Linked DNA regions of Homo sapiens: region 1 is linked to region 2. The links are chromatin contacts, found by Hi-C or POLR2A ChIA-PET in ENCODE. All regions are on one chromosome and are shown on one strand. The core of a region is the stretch at or near the end of the contact, and the rest is flanking DNA. Distances in the headings are between cores, read along the strand shown. Region 1 overlaps ZC3H12C (zinc finger CCCH-type containing 12C). Region 2 overlaps LOC105369484 (a long non-coding RNA gene).

Region 1 (7,234 bases), core at 3,144-5,643, 190 kb before region 2:
GTTTCCATGGCTGAAAGATTATTACGGAACACTTAAAACACAACAAAACCTAAATTTAAGTAAATTAATTCAAGTTTATAAACAGAAAGTATTACATAGTTACAACAGTAATAAGAGACGTCAGAGTTAAAATGGAGTTTATAGATCAGAGACACATCGAGATAACTAAGTTGAAAATCAAGATCTGTGAGGAAAAACAGAAAAGAAAATTGGGATGATTATTTTCCAGAGAAGAAACAAAAGTGAGTTTTCAAAGGTAAAGCTCTAAAGGTTAACTAGTCAGAAAGACACAAGCTGTTTTTGATCAGAATAAAGAAAACAGAAAGGGCTTCCTTCAACCACAGCAAGAAGAATTTCAGTCAAATGTCAAGAACTCATACAGAAAAAAAAAAATCTGTAAAAACAGTGAAACTGAATACTTATGAGTTTCTAAAAACTTTTCTTTCTCAAAAGTTCTTAGTGTATATTTCAATACTCAATGACTGAATACTGCACAAACTTTATCAGGTGACCAATGTAAAACAACATACTATACACTCACTGAAAGGAAAAACATGTTCACAATGCTTAATCTCATAGAAGAAACACTTTGCATATAATGCAGTGAAAAGACACCTAGTTTCTGTTCAACTATATCGTGTTGGACAAGGATTAATGATGACAAAAGGGCATTCAAAATTGGATTAGCAGCCTTAGTGCCTAAAAGAAAATGCCCAACTAACAGTGTAGTCATTCAGTAAGTGTTTATCTAGCACCAGGCTCTGCTTGTACACTTTAACCTAATAATTCAAAAATGATACCCATCCCAATGTTTTTGAAGAAAAAGTCTCCCATTTTGAATGCAATAATTATGTTCTTTTATAATGTGAGGGCTCCATTTGTTATCTATAACGGAGATATTTTTTCTTCTTAGGATGAAGGAGGGCTGAATGAAATATTGAAGGTAAATGCTTTATTAACTTTTAGCATAAACTAAACTTTAGGCATATTAATATTTTGTTCTAGGGTTCCCTGGGAAACCCTAGAACCATCTAACATATGGCTAATCATTTTTAGTAAAAAACAGAAATAGACTGACTTGCTTTGTAGATGTCGAAGGCTCCAAATACAAACAAGAGAAAATACATGGTTCCATAGTCCTGTCCTAATGGTCCAGGGCATGATTAGATGGGAAATCAGATGCACCAGAGTTTCAGAAAATGGGATAAGGAAAGGGAGATTTTGAGGTAATTTTCTAGGTAAGAAGGGTGACCCGATAGCCTGGTGAATGCACCATCAAAAGGTACAAAGTGATATTAGGTTTCATGGAAAATAATGAAATACTGAAATCAGTCTTCTGAAAAACTGTAGAAAATGGTATCTCTAGAGAGAACACATGTACCAAGTATTCCTAGATGCAAAAAGTCAGCTTGCTAAAACCTCACTAAAATTTTACTTTGCATTAATGCTTTGAAATCTATTGCATTATGTCTATCGCCATACCACCCTGAATGCACTGGATCTTGTCTGAAATCTATTGTATTAAGCTTTGCTAGTAAACTAATGATACTTGGTTTACTGAGAGTTGAGCATTTAATTGCTTCTGGCTCTAACGACAGGCCTGCATAAACATTTCTTCCTGGTAATTTCATTTGGTAAGGATAACTGTCACATTTACTCACTCTAGAAATAGAAAATTCTATCTCCTAAATAATTAAATAACTTTTACTTTCATAAAATGAGTGCAAACAGCAAACCATTTACAATTATGGGATAAAGATTCCATAGATGATAAAACAGGATACTGTACTATGCAATTCTGATCATAAAGGTTGTTTCATTATCCTCCCTCTCCACAAAGACTCACAGGGAAAAAACAAGAATGAAGATGAAAAACGGCATGTCGTTAATGGTAAATATCTCCATCTTGTTGAAAAAAATATAATCCTCCATGTGTTTAGGAATCTGTGGTCAAGTTTTCTGTTATTTGCAGCCGAAAACATCCCTAATTGCTATGCTAGGCACAGCTCTATGAATACCCAGAAAAAGAATATATTTTATGGCAAAAACCATTATTAGGAGCAGAAAAGTTATTATGTAACAGTTAATAGGAAGCTATAGTCATTCTAAACTCATCTCCAAATTAGTAACACAAAAGATCACAGTATTACTAGAAGAAATGAAAAAAATCCACAACCATACTAATTGACAGAAGAAGAAAACATTTAATAAGGATATAGATAACTGGAATAATCAATTACAAGCTTGATCTAATGGACATATACAAATTTTGCACAAAACTAAAGAGAAAAAATTATTTCAAAAAATATGAAAACTTTATAAATAAATTGGCTATGTACTAGGTCATAGAACAGATTTCAACAGATATCAGGAATCTGTACCATACATACAATACACTCTTTCACCACAATATGTTATTACATTGCAGATATAATGTCCTTGTTAAAAAATTAGTGTTGCTATAGCAGCAAAACCAATTTACAATTTTAATTTAAAAGATCCAATTTGTAATGTAATAAAAGCCATACAGATCTTTAAAAAAAGGCATGCAAGAGCTTTATAGATAAAATGAAATTGAAAACCTATATTAAAGGGCATAAGGTAAGACTTAAATAAAAAAACAATATACTATTTTTATGGACAGTAAGACTCGATTAATAAAGATGGCAAATGATTTCAAATTCATCTGTATGTTGCAATTCCAATCAAATTCTCCAAAGGTTTTTTTCACAGAACTTGAGAAACTAATCTTAAAATTAACATGGAAAAACCAAAGGCCAGCAATAAGGTGACATTACAAATCAATGAGGAAAAGATGAACTATTTAGCAAATGGTACTAGGGCAACTGGTTATTCCTGTGGAAAAAATAAAACTGCATTTTAATCTCACATCATATACAAAAATAAATTGTTGATAGATCAAATATTTAAATATGAAAAGAAAAATTATAAAAGTTTTAGAATAAATTACCAGAGAATTCACATCAGGATAAGAAAACACTTCTTAAACAAGACATAGAACTACATGCTATTAAGAAAAATAGACATATTGGAGCACATGAAAGTTCTTTATACAAAAGACTCCATAATAAAAAAACAGGTCATAGCTTTGGAGAGGAGATTTGCAACATATAATACCAATCAGAAGGTTAGTACTCAGAACATAAAGTACTCTCGTATATTAAAAGAGGTAGCCAGTTGTTTTTTAAGGCAAAAGATATGAACAATCAATTCACAGAAGAGGAAACTCAAATGACCAATGAACATAGGAAAAGATGTTCAATAGTAAAGAAATGCAAATTAAAGCCAAAATGAGACACTACTTCACACCCATCAGATTGATAAAAATAAAGTCTGCAAACACCAGATGTTGCCAAGAATGTGTGAAAGTAGGAACTCATACATCACAGGTGGGAGTGTAAATTGGTATAACTATTTGGGAGAGCAATTTGGCAATACTTCCATAAAGCGGAAGGCGTACTTTCTCTAAAATACAGTAGCTCTGCATCCAGGTACAGTAAAACCCCACAGGAACTCGAAATTAGATTCAATACAATTGGCAACTGCCTTTCATCCTCCTCCCAGCCTTAGATGGCACTTGGGGGCAAGCTACTGTTCTTATCTTTTAAACGGCGAGGGAAAGGCAGGTTAGTGGGGATGAGCAGGGTGGGTCCCCGAGTTACCAGGACTTTCCCAGCCAATATTCCCCTGATGAGGCCCCAAAATGAATGCTAACTGAGAAATCTCTAGAATCGCTGCTGTTGTCTTGGAAGTCTGTGTCAGGCATCAAGATCCAGAATCATTCATAGTATAATAACTTAAGCCTGAGCAGACAGTTACCTGGTGGCTCAAATCTGCAGATGGGACTTGTCACACTAGGAGAGGTTTTGGGAGACTGAACTTAATCTAACCTTACTGACGCATGATGAAGGATGTGACTCATCATACGTGCTAGATACAATATAAGGGACAACTAGAGGAGGTACTGATAAAGAATTACAAAATCAGAGTGAGCCAGATAAAGAATGATGAAAAACAGGATGTCAGAGTAAGTGCCATGTAGCTACTGATGCAAATGAACTATCTGTTGACTATTTACTAAAAAAAGGACCATAGCTTTAATTGCTTATAAATAGAGAACATTCACCATAGCTCTATAGCCACTTATGGGCTATCTGCATGGATGCAGGGGTTTTCTGCTCAGTAACAAAATTAGTTAATTCTATTTTTATGAATTAGCATGTTCCTTTGGGCCTTGATTACTTTTTTATCCCAACAATTTGGCAATAAGGAAGATTGGTATATCTCAAGTGAGTCCTTTTGGTGGGTGAATTTGTTGGAGGATTTGTGGTCACCCGTGATTAGGTCAGAACTCTGAATGTTTGCCAAAAAGTCTCCCTCTGACTACTTTGGCTGAGTGGGATTTGGTTCCCAGGGAAAATTCCAAAGCCTCTCTGTAAATTCCAAGTTACAACTGAGCAAAATGGGTAACTCATTGAAGGTCCCATCTGATTCATCACTGGCTTTAGCAGTAGAAAAATACGAGATGCCTAGAATATTGTCAGTAGGTCTCTCTTTTAAAAATAAAAGGCTTCTTTTATTCTCTCACATTTGGCATAAGCATACTTATAAAAATCCTGCTTTGCAACGGTCAAAAGAAGGCTCATTTGAAGTAGACAAATTGATGTATTTACAGGAATTCTCAGAAAAACCCCACTCAAAGGGATTATTGGTATCTCTGGATCTCAGGAAATAAAAGAAGGAATGAAGTGGGCAGCCACAAAGAATGAATTAAGAAACTGGAGGAAGAGATAAAGTAACTGAAAGCTCCTTTCTCTTCTTCCAGGTTCTTGACCTCTTTCTGCTGTTGCTCCTTCTGCTTTTTCTGCTTCTTGTTGCCCTTCTTTGCCTCTATCTAGGTCCTAGAAGAGTGGGGCAATGACCTTCTGGATGGATGGATGATTCCCAATGGCTACAGGTTCTGGAGATAACTTCCCTTTGGAAGGGGGAAAATTGCTAGCCTTATTAGAATATTCTAATGTGGATTCCATTCTCCAAAACTTCCCTAAACAGAACATGCAAAACACAGCTACGGAGGCAGAAATGATGAAGAAGAAGGAACAAGGAGTCTGAGAACCTGGATAACAGACTGTCCTAGAATTAAGGTATTAGGTTGGCAAATGGTTGCGTTGGTAACTTAGATGAAAGGGGAGGCAAAAGGAGTAAGGATACCAAACAGCAAAATGAGACTGACACTACAGTGTCATACAAACCAACTTATTGTTTCTTTTCTTTTCTTTTTTTTTTTTAATTTTACTTTAAATTCTGGGATACATGGGCTGAAATGTGCAGGTTTGTTACATAGGTATACATGTGCCATGGTGGTGTGCTGCACCTATCAACCCATCACCTCAGTTTTAAGCCCCGCGAGCATTAGGTATTTGTCCTAATGCTCTCCCTCCCCTTCCCTCCGACCCCCTGACAGGCCCCGGTGTGTGATATTCCCCTCCCTGTAGTCATGTGTTCTCATTGAGTCAACTTATTTTTTCATCTCAATGGAAGAAAATCAGCCCTACCCTTTAGTAGCTCCGGTGACTCAAATGCCTTTTTAAAGTGATCCAGGACTGCCAGGTACATCAGACATGGTAGGAGTGCATATGACCTTTTCCCCAGCTGATGGTACCCATCTTAAAGAGTTATTTCCCAGTGCTCTGAAAAGATCTGGAAACATTTGCCGAGGTGCTCTGTGGCACACTGGCTGCTGCATGGAGTTGCTCTGGCCGACTGTGTTTGACTAATGGAACAGGCACGGTGGAGGCAAATGATAACCCCTCTTGTAAGGGAGTGCCCTGGCCTCAGGAAGCTGACTGCCTCCTCAAACAAGAGGAGACTACCTCCTCTCATGCCTTAGAAACCCACCGCGAGGTGACCTGGGAGAAGCTGCAATGCTGCTGTTGGGTGAGTCTCCATTGATTTTCATCAGTGGCTGACTGAGGCATTTTCTAAATTAACAAGGATGGATTTAAAGGTAGATCAGAATAGACCCTTATTCTTCTCTACTTTTATGGCAGCCTTGCTACTGGGAATTCAGGCGTAGGTAAAAGAAAAGGTATGTGGATGGTAAGGATAGACAAGTTTCTCAGGTATTGGCAATAGCAATCCAGTTTTGGAAAAAAAAATGTAGAAAGATAAAGACAAAGAAACTTAAGACTGCAGTGTTACCTTCCCAGTTGGAATTGTTCACAAGGGGAGCAAACCCCTTTCTGGGACTACCAACAAATAAGAGAAGATCCTCTAATGAAAAGTCAATAGGTCACTACTATAGGAAGCTAGGACATTGGAAAAAGGGATGCTGGAAGAGACTGAGGAAGATGCAAGAGATGCAACCCAACTATGAAGCTTTACTACCCCCTCCAGAGATTTCTCCCCTCGGGAAATCAGACAGGAAATAACGCTGCAACTAGGAGCAAAAGTGACATAATGGGAGAGCCTCAGTGCTGGAAATGGGACAACCTGATCTGTTTGCTTGTTTTTCCTGCCTTAATCTTTTCCTGCTCTGTCTTGTGGAGACTAGAGCCATGAATTCTGCAGTTTCTGTTCATCTTTCTTGTTTTAGCCTGACCCGTTAAAACAAGTTACGGGGCCGGGCGCGACGGCTCATGCCTGTAATTCTAGCACCTTGGGAGGCTGAGGCGGGCGGATCATGAGGTCAGGAGATCAAGACCACCCTGGCTAACACGGTGAAGCCCTGTCTCTACTAAAAATACAAAAACAATTAGCCGGGCGTGGTGGCGGGCACCTGTGGTCCCAGCTACTCAGGAGGCTGAGGCAGGAGAATGGCATGAACCCGGGAGGCGGAGCTTGCAGTGAGCCGAGATCGCGCCACAGCACTCCAGCCTGGGCGACAGAGCAAGACTCCGTCTCAAAAACAAAACAAAACTAAACTAAACCAACAAGTTATGGGTTTCTCTCAACCGTCTTCTACCTTTTCTTTTTCGTCTGAGATTCCCGAGCCAATAGGTCCTGTGTTCGAAGAACATGCCTCTCTCTTGTTTCTTACTGCTGTTAATTTGTTGTGAAGGGACCTGCTGTGTAACCTAAGAGCCATCATATTCTGTACGCTGGGTATTTGGAAGATTCTAGGAGACAGGGCACTTGAGCTGGTGAGTATGTGCTTGTTTATATCAAGAGAAAGTATGTGCTGGGGATCTTCCATGCTATGGGCCACATTTTG
Region 2 (6,681 bases), core at 1,943-4,442:
ATAGAGGGTATGACAGGGGTTGTCCTCTTTTGTTCTTTGCTATTTAAAGTTTGGTCCACAGATCACCAGCATTGGTGTCACCTGGGAGCGTGTTAGAAATGCACACTCTCAGTTCTCATGCCAGAGCTACGGAATCAGAATCTGCATTTTAAGAGGATTCTCCAGGTGGTTTGCATGCACATTAAAATTTGAGATGCACTGAATCTATTCCATACCGTTTATTTTAGCATCATTTAAAGTAAATGCATTTTTGCTTCATGATTCAAAATGGCTGGTAGAAATTGTTGTTATAAAATGCAAAGATAGTGAAATAGGCTAACAGATGGGCTGGCTTAATGACCAAATACTAACAATTCTCATACAAAAAAAATGAATTATTCAGTCTATAATATTTATTGATTGACAGTCTGATGTGGGCCCCTGTTACAGGTTGAATAGCATTTCTCTAAAAATTGTAACACAGAACTATAATTCTGGGAGGTATTAGTAAGACATTAATGGGCCCCACTGTATTAGTTTCTTATGGCTGCTGTCATAAATTACAACAAACTTGGTGGCTTAATACAACACGAATTTATTATCTTACAGTTCTGGAGGTAAAAATCTGAAAGAGGTCTCACTGGGTTAAAATAAAAGTATCAGCAGTGCTGCATTCCTTCTGGAGGCTGGAGCTTCCCATACTCCTCTGCCTCCTGACATCTTCAGAGCCAGCAATGACTGGTCAAGTGTTTCTCATGCTAAATCACTCTGACACTGTCTTCTGCCTTCCGGTTCTAGTTTTAAGGACCTTTGTGATTATATTGGATTCACACAGATAATCCAGGATAACCTCACTATTTTAAGATTGGCTGATTAACAACCTTTATTCCATTTGCTACTGTAATTCCCCTTTGCCTTGTAAAGTTCCATCCCCTTTGCCTTGTAAATTTCCAGGGATTAGGAAATGGACATCTCTGGGAGGCCATTATTCTGCCTACCACATCCATGAAACGCAGATTCTGTGGTCACATAAATCTGCAAGTAATATTTCTTTCTTGGAGCTTTGCAATGTACATCGGTATAGTCAAGGCTCCGAGAATTTTTGGAGTAAAGAAACCCCTTTAAGTTTGCTCAACCTAGGAACTCTTTGCTTGCACATTTCATGAAGCTGAACCAGAGAAATATGGGGAAATTCAGAGAAAATTAAAGAACTGTTTTCTGCCCTAAAGGAATTGAAGACAGCTTTTTATTTTCTCAATCATCGATTGCAAATTAATACTGAATTCATTAGCGCTGAGGGAATGCAGGGCAGAAGAGGGAGTGGGAACATCTGTAGAAATCAGAAGCCCTAATTACCAGGCTTCTGTTCCATACAAGGCAATGATGAGAACAGCGGTAGTTGTGGGAGTCTATGCTGATTTCCCTTTCACCATCGACATATTGTGGCATTATGAATAATTTAAAAAATCTGCCTGGGTCATTTTCTTAATCTCCGTGACTCCGTATCTCATATGTAAAGTTGGGTTAACATTCTCTCTTTCATCCAGTATGATTATGGGCTTTTAATTAATGTTAAAATGCTCTTTTTTTGCATTCACATGCAAAAGGAGTTATTAAATTTTGGTGCCAAATATTATGATGGTAATGAGAACTCGCTCACCAATATCTCATTACATGTGCAACTTTTTCCCTTAATTTACTGCATAAATCACCCATGGCTACACACAGTATTATCCCTATAGCCAGAACAGCTTCTTTCATCTTTTAGATATCTCATGTTGAAACCAAGAAATACAAGCTAGAAAAAGCTGAGTCTTATTTTAAAAGTTCCCAGAAGGCATTTGTTTTATGTGGTGAGCATAATGATTGCTTACAATAAAAAAGCCTTGAAAGGTCTCACTTGTTCTAAGATTATTCATGCAGCAATTATGCTATTGATGTCAATTTGTTTTTATGATAATATAAACTATTCTGAACCCACTCAACAGTGCATAGTATAATGCTTGCAATCTTCCCCATGACCTCTCTTGCTAAGATACCTATTCACTTCCTTGATTAGAGAAAACCAAGGAATATAGGCATTTTAAAAACAGATAAAAGTTTTGATCATTTGAAATCTAAAAATGAATCAGAACTTGTAATTTTAAAGTGAATAATCACAAAAGAGAGAAATAGCTGGGTACTCTGACTTATATTCTAGATGACGTTATGTATCACAGTACAAATATTGTCCAAGTGAGCTCCCCTAAATTGTGTGTGTGACATAAAGGGAGGGGAACTTGTATTTATTTTGTAGCTTGCCAAGAGCAAAAGGCTGTCTCAACTTAAATTTTGGACATCTTAAGTTTGTTCATCTTAAATTTGGCTTTGGATTGCTATAGGTTTTCGGGTAACTATTCATATTTCAAATGATGTTATTATTTTGCTTCCGAAGGTTCTTACGTGTTTCTGTAGAATAGGTAACATATTAACGTATTTCACTTTAAAAACAGTAATTGTGGTTACTTTGCCTGCGTGAGTCTATATGTAAACGTGTTTGAAATAGTTATTGAAAGAAGATGTGCTCCCTGATCTTAATGAGGTTAAATCTCACTCTTGTTTCACTGTTTCAAATTTTATTATGATCTTAAATTAAGGTTATATTCACATGGACAGAGCAAAAATTCACCACTGGCATATCTATTTGATGCTGTCAGCCATGTTCACAGCCAGTCTGCAAAATTCATTAGTTATTATGTAAAAGGTGCTTTTAATCCTCAGTAGCAGGATTCTTTCCTTATTTACTTTCCTTTTGCCTTGTAGATATAATTTGAGCAAATAATTTGAAGATGGGTAAATAGAAGTTTGACTGAAGCTGATGAAAGTAAGCACATTGATTAATATTCTTATCATTTTTATAAACTGCATTACAGAAATACATAATTTCTGTAAAATAAAATGTAAAAACAGGCATGGAAGTCAGGGCAAAGGCATATGACTAGAGAAAAGTAAAATGAAACCAAATGTGAGGTGACACCTGGAAGGCAGCCTGTTCCTTTAACACACACAAGCACTCATTCAGGCTAAACAGTGTACACACTCATTTCCAGGTGGGCCACACTATTTAGTTCTATATTTTTAGTAGCCCATGAAATGAGGGGAAAGTGGGTTGGGGGAAATGGGCTAAATGTATAGAGTTGAAATTAAGTATGCTTGTGTAATGGCTCTATTGTTCTCTAAAGTGAGCTGTTCAAAGAACAAAATTTTAAAATTCACTTACCTCTGTAAGTTTCAGAAAGGAGGGAAGTGGTGTAGCTGATCATCTGAAAATATCAGATGATATAGCATAGTCCTATTTTTAGCTCTGAAATGCAACCATGGGACTTTAAAACAACATCCAGTATCTTTTGTTAGAGATGCCACAACCAGTCACGACTGGCTGGCACTGCAGAAAACAGAAAGTTATGGCAAAGGGAATTACTGTTGAGAGCAAAGAACTGGGGGAAAGGCGTCATGCAGTCATTGATGGCTGGTGGGTTCGCTCCAGTGGTACAAGAGTTTTGTGTGTGCTTAAAAATCAGAAGCAGCCACATGTATTCAACCTGTGTTTTTCATCATCAATGACTATGGGTGAAAGTGCTCTTGATTTTGAATGCTCACATGTCTGGGTGCCTTTGGAAATGTGCAATCTTGTCTTGGCCCTTTTAGTGACTGGCTTTGTAGTCCTGAGATAATTGCTTCCTATTTCATCGTCTATTTCCTCTCAATACAACGTGAATTAGATGGCCTTCGAAGACCCTTCCAGGACCAAAACTTTAAGCAGGTCCCACAAACCTCACACATATAAACACGATTCTTTTTTTAAACACCTCTACAGTTGAATTCAAGTAGCCCCTATTTCAATAACAGTGAGAGAGAAAAAAAAATAAATCAAATCAAGTAAACAAACAATAAACAAATTAACCTTGTCACTTTGATTTTCTTCTGGTTTAGAATTTAGTCTTTCGGTGTAATTACCAAGAATTTAAATTTTGTTGATTCAAAATTCAGGTTGTCAGGGGTGTCCTTTTCTCTCAAGGGCTCCTGTAACTCCTTGCCCCTGCTCTCCTGGATGTTTCCCTCCTCCTTTTTGTCCTGCTTTACTGCTGATGAAACTGGAGCGTTCCCTGACCCCCCCTAGCAGGACATGCAACAGGGGTGTAGCTTGTCTGTTTGGCACTGTGCATACTCAAACTCCTTACAGGAGGGGGAGCATGCAGATGGGCAGGTGCAGGAGCCGGACCGAGCACCCCTGGGCCCAGGCCCCATGGCAGTGTCTGTGGGTGGGATCCTGCAACCCCCAAAGCCCAAGTGGGCCTGTGTTACAGTGTGCTCTTTTAGCCTTGCTGTCCACGGATGGCTTAAGTGTTAACCAGCTCAGTGCCCTCTTCGTACCTAGGTCTTTGTCTGGTGTCCAGGAAGAATTGGGTCATATATAAACCTGAAGGATGTGTGCAGGGGTTTTGTTGAGTGGTGGAGGTGGCTCTCAGTGGGGTGGATGGGGAGCTGGAAGGGGGATGAAGTAAGAAGATGATCTTCCCCTGGAGTTTGGGCAGCCGGTGTCCGTTCTCCTCTCCGACCATTCGCAGCTGATCTTCTCTTGGCATTCAGATACTCCTTTTTTTTTTCTTTCTGCCATGCTGTTCTTCCGTTCTGCTCTTCTGTTCATTGGCTTGTGGAGTCTGGAGTTTGGGGTTTATATATGTACAGGATAGGGGTGCATGGTGGGCCAAAAGGCAACTTTTGGGCACAAAAACAGGAATGCCTGTTTTCATCTAGTGCTGTGGGTTTCCAGGCTTGCTTGAAGGTGGGGTCTTTGCTGGGGAACCACCCTCTTTCGTGCAGTATTTCCCTGTCTCCTGTCTATACCACTTATTATGGCTTCTGAGTACAAGTGGAAGCTTATACAGTAGCTTGGCAGGAGTGGTGAGCTGTCCTGGATTAGCCTCTACTTGAGTATCTCATCCTGCTGGTCATTTTCTGCTTGTATTGCCGGTCCCTGCTCATCCTTCTGACTTGCACCAGCCTCTGCTGCTGGTGCCCTTAGGTGTAGCCATGCTGTCTGATCTTCAGGTCCTTGTACTCTGGGTCCTCCTCATTGTCTCCCCTTCTTGGTTTTCTGTCCCCCTGCAGCATGCAGGAACTGCTGGATAGGAGCTACTATGAAGCCAGGAACACTAAGGCTCTCTACTGAAGTATGCTATACTTTCATTTCTAGTTCCCTGAATCTATCCTATGATGGCTTATGGCACACACCAAGCTTGTTTTTAATGAATCTTTTTTTTTTAGCATAAAACATACTCTTCTGTCCTCAGTTCCTCAAACCTACCTAGGGGTTTACACTTTTCACTAAGGGTCTCAATCCTGGGGGGTTGGATACTCACCTATGTCTGTCTGTTTCCTGCCTCCCTCATGTCTGGGAGGAATGCTTTATCTGGTTTAGTGGGATATAATATCCATATCATATCACATAGCCTGTCTTTCAGTGTCTTACACTAAACATTCTATACTCAAACCCTCTATGGTTTAACTCTTTGAAATCTATGAAAGTATTTTGCTTCCTCTTAATGAAATTTGGCTGTTGCGAATGAGAAATGAAAGATCTGGCTTTCTTGTCTTTGAAATATGCATCATTTGCTAATTTAAGAAGTTAGAAGATTGGGCAGGGTGTGGTGGCTCATGCCTGTAGTCCCAGCACTTTGGGAGGCTGAGGTGGGAGGATCACTTGAGGTCAGGAGTTTGAGACCAGCCTGGACAACATGGTGAGACTCCATCTCTACAAAAATACAAAAATTAGCCAGGTGTGGTGGTGTGCACCTGTAGTCCCAGCTACTGGGGAGGCTGAGGCAGGAGAATCACTTGAACCAAGGAGGTGGAGGTTGCAGTGAGCAAAGATTGCACCACTGCACTCAAGCCTGGGCGATAGAGGGAGACACCATCTCAAAAAAACAGAAAAAAAAAAAAAAAAAAGAAGAAGAAGAAGCTGAATATTCACTATTTCTTCCCTGCTTCTAAGCCAGGGATTCTAAGACTTCTAGGAATAGAGAAACAATGAGTAGCAAGAATTAACAAAAATTACAAGGATATAGAAGAACTCAATGATATCATTAATCAACAGGATCTAACTTAACTTTCATAGAACACTCCACCCAACAACAGTGAATATACCTTCTATGCAAGGGCCCATAGGTCCCATAGAACATGTGCAAAGATAGATTATACTCTGTGTTATAGAACAAGCCTTGACAAATTTAAAATGATTGAAATCATACAAAGTGTGTTCTATGACCTCAACAGAATGAAAAATTAGTAGCAGAACAAAATAACAGGTGAGTCTTGAAATACTTGGAAGCTAGCACACTTCCACATAATTCAGGAGTGCTGTGGACTGAGTGTCTGTGAGCCTCCCCCTCAACTCCCGATTTGTATATTGAAGCCTAATCACCAATGTGATGATGTTTGGAGATGAGGCGTTTGGGAGGTAATTAGGTCATAAGGGTGGAGAAGAGACAGGAGAGAGCTTGTGCTTCCCTTTCTGCTCTCTGGCATGTGAAAATACAACAAGGAGGCTGCCATCTGCAAACCAGAAGGTGGCCCTCACCAGATGTGGGATCTGCCAGCACCTTGAACTTGGACTTCCTAGCTTCCAGAATTCTAAGAATTAAATGTTTGTTTTTAAAGTCA

The links. A loop is a pair of places that touch in the nucleus more often than their neighbours do. ChIA-PET counts read pairs that join two places held with the same protein, here RNA polymerase II (POLR2A). Pooled maps may share reads with other maps.
Region 1: a map with no recorded cell type shows a loop between it and region 2 (2.5-fold over the local background). The contact joins two enhancer-like sites. A Hi-C loop is called at or near these places in 4 of 168 maps with a recorded cell type or tissue (GM18951, aorta, endothelial cell of umbilical vein and 1 more), 15 of 37 single-sample maps with no recorded cell type and 16 of 50 pooled maps. POLR2A ChIA-PET finds 5 or more read pairs at or near these places in 1 of 52 experiments (MCF 10A).

Annotation. Positions count from the first base shown.
Region 1 is chr11:110,145,695-110,152,928 of GRCh38, reverse strand. ZC3H12C (zinc finger CCCH-type containing 12C) reads right to left here. Exons shown (of 6, transcript NM_033390.2): 3 at 1-10. Among named protein-coding and RNA genes, the nearest start is that of ZC3H12C, 56 kb to the right of the region's middle. Within about 2 kb of position 4,393, at least 6 of the 41 ENCODE cell types and tissues checked have a DNase peak (open chromatin) inside an H3K27ac peak, as active enhancers do.
Region 2 is chr11:109,952,987-109,959,667 of GRCh38, reverse strand. The region is part of intron 1 of LOC105369484 (a long non-coding RNA gene); the gene reads right to left. Among named protein-coding and RNA genes, the nearest start is that of LINC02715, 130 kb to the right of the region's middle. Within about 2 kb of position 3,192, at least 3 of the 41 ENCODE cell types and tissues checked have a DNase peak (open chromatin) inside an H3K27ac peak, as active enhancers do.